Linked DNA regions of Mus musculus: region 2 is linked to region 1. The links are chromatin contacts, found by POLR2A ChIA-PET in ENCODE. All regions are on one chromosome and are shown on one strand. The core of a region is the stretch at or near the end of the contact, and the rest is flanking DNA. Distances in the headings are between cores, read along the strand shown. Region 1 holds the start of Mdm2 (transformed mouse 3T3 cell double minute 2). Region 2 holds the start of Nup107 (nucleoporin 107).

The links. ChIA-PET counts read pairs that join two places held with the same protein, here RNA polymerase II (POLR2A).
Region 2: POLR2A ChIA-PET joins it to region 1 with 22 read pairs in embryonic stem cell. The contact joins the promoter of Nup107 here to the promoter of Mdm2 in region 1. POLR2A ChIA-PET finds 5 or more read pairs at or near these places in 4 of 5 experiments (Patski and embryonic stem cell).

The regions. Positions count from the first base shown.
Region 1 is chr10:117,708,788-117,713,039 of GRCm38, reverse strand. Mdm2 (transformed mouse 3T3 cell double minute 2) reads left to right here and starts at 2,282. Exons shown (of 12, transcript NM_010786.4): 1 at 2,282-2,488; 2 at 3,012-3,094; 3 at 3,256-3,340. The coding sequence starts at 3,260.
Region 2 is chr10:117,790,755-117,795,006 of GRCm38, reverse strand. Nup107 (nucleoporin 107) reads left to right here and starts at 2,302. Exons shown (of 28, transcript NM_134010.2): 1 at 2,302-2,403. The coding sequence starts at 2,396.

The DNA.
Region 1 (4,252 bases), core at 1,033-3,532:
ATTTGGGAGGCAGAGGCAGGCAGATTTCTGAGTTCGACCAGCTTGGAAAAAAAAAAAAAAGCCACACGGAGTTCCTGAGGCTAATAATGTAATAATGCTGGGGAGTTATTTTCATCAGGATCTCGTTATCTTGGCTGGCCTCAATCTCACTGTAGCTAAGGATGACTTTGAACTTGTTTTTTTTTTTTTTTTTTTTTTTTTTGGTTTTTTCGAGACAGGGTTTCTCTGTATAGCCCTGGCTGTCCTGGAACTCACTCTGTAGACCAGGCTGGCCTCGAACTCAGAAATCCACCTGCCTCTGCCTCCCGAGTGCTGGGATTAAAGGCGTGCGGCATCACGCCCGGTTTTGAACTTCTGACCCTCCTGTCTTCACCTCCAAAGTGCTGGGATTACACAAGTGCAGCATCATTCCCACAGGTGCTGGGGAGGGAACCCAGGGCTTTAAGCTAAGAGTGCATGCCTGCTTGCCTTTTGCCCTGTCCTCCCATCCCCCCATCCTGCTCATGCCCCAATCCCATGAAACTGCACACAAGCCCAATTGGGCTACTTCATCTCCCAAGGCTTGGGTTCTGTGAGACAGGTTCTCTGTGTGCAGCCCTGGCTGATCTGCAGCTCACTGTGTGGACTCGTGGACACACTATCTTGAACTCACTTGTCTCTTCGTCTCTACTGCAGGGGTCAAAGGTCTATGCCACCATGCCTGGCTGAAGGTTATTAAATTTAAAATGAATATTCACTCCATTCCTAAGGGGAGAAAGGTTTCTGAAAAGTCCTTAATCACGAACTGTTGGGGAAATGAAGGCTGTCAGTAAGAAGTGGCAAGCCCCAAAGAACGAAATTACCTTTCTCCTTTAGGTAGGTTATCAATGTTACTCAAATTAGCTTTAAATTGCTCAACTCAAGCTATCCTCCTGCCTCAGCTTCCTGATTATCTTTGACTGTGCAAATGTGCCACCACCCCTGGTTTTAAGTCCTTTAAGATCTGGGGCTTTTGCTTTGGGGACCGAGGACTGAACAATGCAGGACCTTCTCGGTGCCACACACCCTCCGTTCTTAGATGTACCTTAAAAGGTGGACCCAGACGGCTGTTGCTCTGTACCTGGGATTACACGCACACCATTATATCTGGCCTTATCAATGCTTTTCTTTGACCTGCGTCCACACTGCCTAAAGCAGCGTCCAGGCCAAACTCCTATACCTTATAATGCTATCTTGGGCCCTCAAGATGACTAACAATTAGAAAGTTTGTAAACACTGGAGTGTATGTGTTGAAAAGGCCAGGCTGATTTCATGACAAGTTTCAAACTGGCAGTTAAGGGGACTAGGCCTAAATCTCTGTTTCCAAGAACTGGGCAATTCCGGGCAAGTCCGGGCCTCAGAAGCTGCCCCGCCTGAGGCAAGGACAATGGGTCAGCAGCAGTTTCCAGACTTTCTCAGCCAAAAGTTTCCAGCCCTCTCACCCCGGGAATGGAATGTCCCTAAAGATGGACCCAATAGATTAACATAGAGGTCACCTATCCCAGAATTCGCTAATATGCTTTATGTCAGGTCTGCAAACTCACTTGGGTGTCTCTATCTTAGTAATGGGGAGAGGAGACACCAGAATGCTGACTTCTGCAGATTAAAACATTCTTTGCGTTTACATACTATGAGCCCAAGGTGTCATGGACCCTAACAGTCTTTGAATTTTTTTTTTTAATTTTAACTTTAATTATGTGTATGTCTGTGCACACAGGTGCGGTTGCTCATGGAGACCAGAAGAGTGTGTTGAGTACCCTGCAATGACAGAATTTGTGTGGCGTGAGTGACTGAAAACCTAAAAAGGAGCTGTATGCACTCTTGACCATGGAGCTATTCATTTTTTATTCATTATTATTTATTCACTTTCCACCCCGCTCTCCGTTCCCTTCTGGGACACCCCCTTCTCACAATTTCCTCCCCGTCCCACTCCACCCTCTCTCACCTTGCCTATTTTTAAAGTCTTAAAAAAAAATCACTCATTTGTATACAACTTCAGCTGCTGGCGGGATGGATTTAAAAATACTACCCAGCTGTTAGTCTTGCTTTTCTTTTGGTAGCAGCAGCAGTCGGATAGGAACTTGCCTAGCGACCATTGCGGTTTCGAGCGGTAAACACAACCGCGCGGCCCCTCCCCACCTCCTGCGCGCTCCGGCACCGGGCGGCCGCTAAGCCCCGCCCCCCGCCTCCTATTGGTCCAGGAGGCGGCGTCGGGCGTGCGCGCGCGCACGCCCCGATGCCCGGATGGCCCGTGGCTTCCGGCGTTCTCTCCGCGGACGGTAGGGGGCGCTCGTCACAGAACTCTGCTTTGTTAACGGGGCCTCCGGGGCCAGCGTAGCCTAGGAGCGGCCGGTGAGGAGCCGCCGCCTTCTCGTCGCTCGAGCTCTGGAGCGACCATGGTCGCTCAGGCCCCGGCCGCGGGGCCTCCGCGCTCCCCGTGAAGGGTCGGAAGATGCGCGGGAAGTAGCAGGTACCCGCTCCGTGGGCGGCGGAGAGTCCCGATCATTCCCTCTTTTCCGCGCCCTCCGGGGCCTACTCGTAACCCGGGCCGGCTCGTGGGGTCGCGGGGCACGAGGCTGGGCGACCGTTTGCCCGCGCTGGGCCCTGATGTCATTCTGCGGCCGGGGGTGTGCGTGTGGGTGGGAGTGGGGGGTGGGGTGGGAGATGGCGCGGTTAGCACGGCGCATGCGCGGGAGGGGACGGAGGGAGGGGGAGGAGGGAAGAGCGGGGGTCTCCCAGCAGGCCCCGCGCGCGGGGGGCCCGCTCCGGGGTCGCGCTGGGCTCGTTGCTGGGGTCCAGGAGGTGACAGGTGCCTGGTCCCGGACTCGCCGGGATGCGGCTTCCGGGACGGGTGGGACTGGGCTGGGCCGAGTTGACTCAGCTCTTCCTGTGGGGCTGGTCAAGTTGGGACACGTCCGGCGTCGGCTGTCGGAGGAGCTAAGTCCTGACATGTCTCCAGCTGGGGTTATTTAAACGCTGCCCCGTTTCCGCAGCCGTCTGCTGGGCGAGCGGGAGACCGACCGGACACCCCTGGGGGACCCTCTCGGATCACCGCGCTTCTCCTGCGGGCCTCCAGGTAAGGGACAGCTCGCCGACGTCGTTTTGCATTTGAGAGCTATTGCCGAAAGACGTTTTCTGTCTCCTTCGTAAATGCATGTATCTATTTGTCCCTTTTCGTAGATGTTTTATAATTTCAAGTTTTTATCGTGTGTGTTGTTGTTTTTTTTCTACTTGTAGGCCAATGTGCAATACCAACATGTCTGTGTCTACCGAGGGTGCTGCAAGCACCTCACAGATTCCAGCTTCGGAACAAGAGACTCTGGTTGGTATTTCTGCCTCGAGTGTGTAAATATAGCTTGTTTTACCAGGTAATCGAGGAAACAAAATTGAAACCTGGATTATCGCACAGTCGTTTTAAGTATTTACCTACAAACTCTTAACTTTCTCGATTGCAATTGCATTAGAGAGTGGTCACTGCGACCTATATTTCCACAGCCCTTCCCCTGACGCAGGCTTTAGAAGTGCACAGTGTGTGGGTGCTGCTGGTTGTGACATGATGTTCTATCACTGTTCTAAATGGTAAACCGAAAGTCATAGAAGCATCCGTGCTTTTTGTGAGGATTTTAGTTATGAGAGGAATGCATAAAATATATAAAGTTCCAGTCTTTGCTCTGTATCTCTTTAAGTTTTCTACTTTATATTAGCATATAAAGGTGTTCTACAGCTTGTCAGTAAGTTACAAAATTACTTTTAATAGCTGCATAGGATTTGATAATGCGATTGAACCTCAGCCTTTAGAATGTGTGTGTATGCAAGTACTGTACTACTGAGCTGAGCGACAGTCTCAGGCTCACGACTACTGGGGGATGTAAAAGTTGCCCATGTGTTTGAGTAAAGTAAGGGTGAGGAAGATAGGGAACTAGAATCCTACGTCCTGGTAACCACATTTGATTGCAGACTGCTCACTCTGCTCAGCAGAGGTCATGGCCGTCTTCGATCCTGCCAGCACGAATATTGCCAGCCCTCGTTTTCCCTTTCTGATGTAATTTCATACATATTTGTGGAGAATACATGTATGCAAGTTAAGTCAGTTCCTACGGTTACTGCTCTGTGGAGTAAAATGTATTGTTTCAGTGGGCATGTCCCAGATCTCCAGTTAAACAGCCTGTTTGTTCTGGGTTTGCCAATGTCTCTCTCTATTTACTCTCGCTCTTCCTTTCCTCCCCCATTTTTT
Region 2 (4,252 bases), core at 1,053-3,552, 82 kb before region 1:
TTCAAACACACCAGAAGAGGGCATCGGATTTCATTACCGGTGGTTGTGAGCCACCATGTGGTTGCTGGGAATTGACCTCTCAGGACCTCTGGAAAAACAGTCAGTGCTCTTAACCACTGAGCCGTCTCTCCAGCCCTCATGAGTGATTCTATCTTGGTGAATCTAATTTGCTGTGGCCAAATGCAGGGGGTTCATCCACACCAAAGGATTTTTATTTAGTAATTGAAACAGGAAATATCATATCTCAGGGTTATTTAATAGATGTGATGCACACACAGATATGTGTGCATGCATGTGTGGGTGTATGTGTGCACATATTCGGTGTGATATGTGTATGTGTATGACATGGTGTGCGTGTGTGTGGGGTATGTGGTGTGGCATATGTGTTGTACGTGTGCAGGCATCCATGTGTGCATGTGTGTATTTGTATGTACACTTGTGTGTTTGTGTGTAATTGTAGCATACATGGAGGTAGGGCTGAGTTTTGAGACTAGAAGACAATTTTTTTTGTGGTTGGTTTTCTCCTTCCACATTTACCAGGGGTCCAGGGACAGAAGCTAGATCATCAGGTTTGCAGGGCAAGCTGCTCCCTGGCTGGCCCTTCTAACACTATGGTTGTAATCTGGTTACTTAATAAACAGTGTCTGCTTTCAAAGTGAGGAGCAAAAAAGTAACAACTGAATTCTTCAGGCAGCTGGATGCACTGCCTTTTACTCAGACAGCTCTGGATTAGAAGGGATACTATAGTACTACTTTTTTCTTTTCTTTTGAGACTGGGTATCAAAACAAAGAAACAAACAAAACAACAACAAACTCGTACTGGCCTCTAACTTAGTAGGGCCTGAGCATGGCCCTGATTCCTGTCTGTACCTTACTCTGTGCATGGGACGGGCACAGTAAAGAAACTGCCACCGTGACTGCTCCGTTAGGGATAAGGTTTTTAATGTGGGTAAGAGAGAGAAAAGATCCAGAGGCACCTGGAAGTGCCCAGAGCGGAGAGAAAAAGAAACAGGCTGGACATGGCCAGGGCCGGGGAAGCTAGAGAATGGGAGAGAATAGTTACATCAGCAAGAGATGGGAGTCAGGACAGAACACACCCAGACACCAAATGCTCAGCACAAAGGAAATGTATTACCCAAGACGGACAAGCAGAAGGTGTTGCCTCCGTCTGGATCGGCCAAAGAAGGCAGCAGGTGTCTCTGCAGGAGAAAGGGGGAAGGCTGTGCTAGGATGAGTTGGTAAGTCCTAAGTGGACATGTTAGCCAGCTAGTGAATTTTGATAGTTGGACCTCGGAGTTTTAGTCAGGCATAAGGATGTGGCCAAATAAGGGAAGAGACCTTGGTGGCTAGGTTTAGGAATGTAATCTAACGGTTTAGCAAGGGAGAGGGGAAGGGAGAGGGCCACACCTGCTGGTGATGTGTCTGCAATGTCTGCGCCTGTTGGAGCTCTTCAAGATAGTTTTGTGTGCAAGATGAGAGAGCAGAGACTAGAAATTAGTGCAGAGTCGGGATTGTGGGGACAAGTAGCTAAGAAGACCGAAGGAAAACGCATTACAGGAGTTCCTGAGGAATGCTGGCGTTTATCTAACCGCCAGAAATCAGAAATGGTTCAGCCAGAGCTCATTTCTAGATATTTGGAGGGCCTGAGACCTAACATTTTTGAGGTACTGGAACAGGTAAGTATTCCCACGCCCAAAACTTTTAAAATTTATGATAATAACAGCAACAATAATAATTGCTATTATTACTATCGTCAGGCTTTCTTAGTGCAGGCTTGCTTCAAAATCGTGGTTCTTCCTCCTGCCTCAGCCTCCCATGTGGCTTTCTTATGCTTTGCTTTTTTTATTGGATTTCTTAAAAAACGGCTGATTCCGTAAAAGAGAAATAAATAACGAGAGAAAACAACCTCAAAACCCGTCCAGTGAGGTTACACCACAGTTCAAAGAGGTGAGCGCCCCGAGACAGGCCAGATCCCGTAAAGTGGCGCTGAACCGCAAACAAGAACGCTGAATGCAGACTCTTCAACAGATTCCTAAAGTCCAGGTTATAGACTTCCGGCTTCCCAGAACAACGCCCCACCCAGACCACGCCCACAAGCCAGGCTCAGGCGACATACCCAAGCTCCGCCCCTTTCCCCGCCCCCTTCCTGCCTGGCCGGCACCACCCAGCCACGCAGTCACTCCCTGGCACACTTCCGCGCCTGCGCCCACTGAGCCTGCGGCTGGAGACGAAAGTCGCGCATGCGCCGAGCGGGAACATTGTTTCTCTGGGACTGGCTTAGCCAGGCCGCGCTTCCGGGTCGAAGGGTGTGCTTCCGGAGAGCGGGAAGGCTGAAACGCGGCGGCCAGGCTGCAGTCAAAGAGTTGCAAGGTTCTAGGCGGAGACCGCTGAAGCCATGGACAGGTCAGTCCTGGTAGGGACGCCTCGGCCGAGACTGGGGCTCTCGCCTGTTAGCGACGTAACCGCCTCCGCGGCCAGGGATTTGGCCCTCGGTGGAGGAATGGACGCTTGGCGCGATTGGAGCGGGGATGTGAGAATGCGGATCCCCGGGGTTCCACGCCGCGCCTCCCGGGTCTTCTCGGCGCTCGCTCCGAAGTGTGCGGGGGTCTGTGATGGTCCCGCATTCGAAATGCGAAATGAAGCAGTTCGAGCTCAGGGCCATCAGCCGCACTGACAGTTCAGCCCAGACGTCCTCAGCGTGGTTTTATTGCGGTTATTAAGTCATGTCAGCTGTACGTTATTGGGTAACGGTGGTCAGCTTAGACTTTAAAGTGCCGGCCCTAGGGAGTTGAATTTCTCCCTCCCTCTCAAATGATTTATGCTCGCCTGACACGAAGATGGGTTGTTTAAGGCCCTTGGCATCGGGGAGTAGATTGTGTAGTGAAGACAGTCGAGCAGTGTAATACGATGTATTTATACTGTACTGCGGGGAAAATAAATGAAGGAGATGTTTTATCTCCCTGTCACAGGAGTTTCAGGCAAACCTATAAAAGTAACTTGCTAGCTGGTCTTTTGAGTAATAATAGCACATTATTGATACTGAAAACATTGTGCTAGGGGTTATCTTATGTGTGTTCCTTAAGCTTTAAGTGGCACATTTAGTTTTAGAGCAATCCCGTGAGGATCTTATCTATATAGAACAGTGAGCCTGTAAGAGATTTAAGGAATGGCATAGTTAAATAGAACCCTGTTATGGGGCTGGGGATATAGCTCAGTGGTAGAGTGCTTGCGTAGTAACCCTTAGGTTCTGGGGGGGGAAAGAGAAACATTACCAGCAGGGACCTTTGAATCTCCATAAAGCTGTTTGATGAATAACTTAAGTAGATAGATGAACATCCAGTGACAGGGGAACACATATAGACCTCTGTAAAAGAAACATACTCAGATATAAAGTCATGAAAAATGTTCACGCTTGTGTGGCTGAATGCTCCCAGCAATGCGGATGGACTTGATGGGCAGAACTAAATTAGGATGGTGGTGTAAATACTGTGCTGGTGAGTGTTAGCTTGAGTCTGCAGAGAAGAGGAAGCTGGCTGGAGATTTTAAGTGGAAGAAAGGTGTACTAGAAGGATAATTAAAATCAACCCCCATGGTTTAGTTTATAAGCTGTCAGATGACAGTGCTGGAGGCCCATAGCACTGTGCTAAGACAGGAGACATCCTTAGTCTACATGGAGGGAAATCACTTGAAGGGCCATTTCTCCTCTTCACTAGAATTGCTTCACTTTTTCTTTCATCCCGCCAAGCCATATCGTACTCACAGTCTGAAGTATAGTCCTGGCTGCATAGCAGTGTTTGGTCAGCATGCAGGCCAAAAATATAACAGTGGTCCCATATGATGATATTGCCTAGTGACATGATGACTGGCTTAGCTTGTATAGATATATTCTGTGAAGTTTTCATGAGGATTAAAAAAAAGAAGAATTCTCAGAGCCTGTTCCTTCTTTGTTTGGGTTTGTTTTTGAAGCTGCTTTCACCCTGTCTCAGATTGGCCTGGCACTTCCTATGTAGTACAATTTGGATTAGAGGTGTGAGCCTGGGCTAAAACCAAGCCCTTCAACAAGCAGCTAACTCATCACCGTATTTTAGAGAGTGCAGAGTCCTTCCTTGTAGAGAATTCTGTAGTCAAGCAGCTCTTTGGTCTGATGGAGGAAAAGATTTACCTTTATGAAGCCATACTGTAGTATAAATTTCGGGTTCTAAGATAACTCCGCGGAGAACATACTATTGTGATACTAGGCAGTCAAAGACAG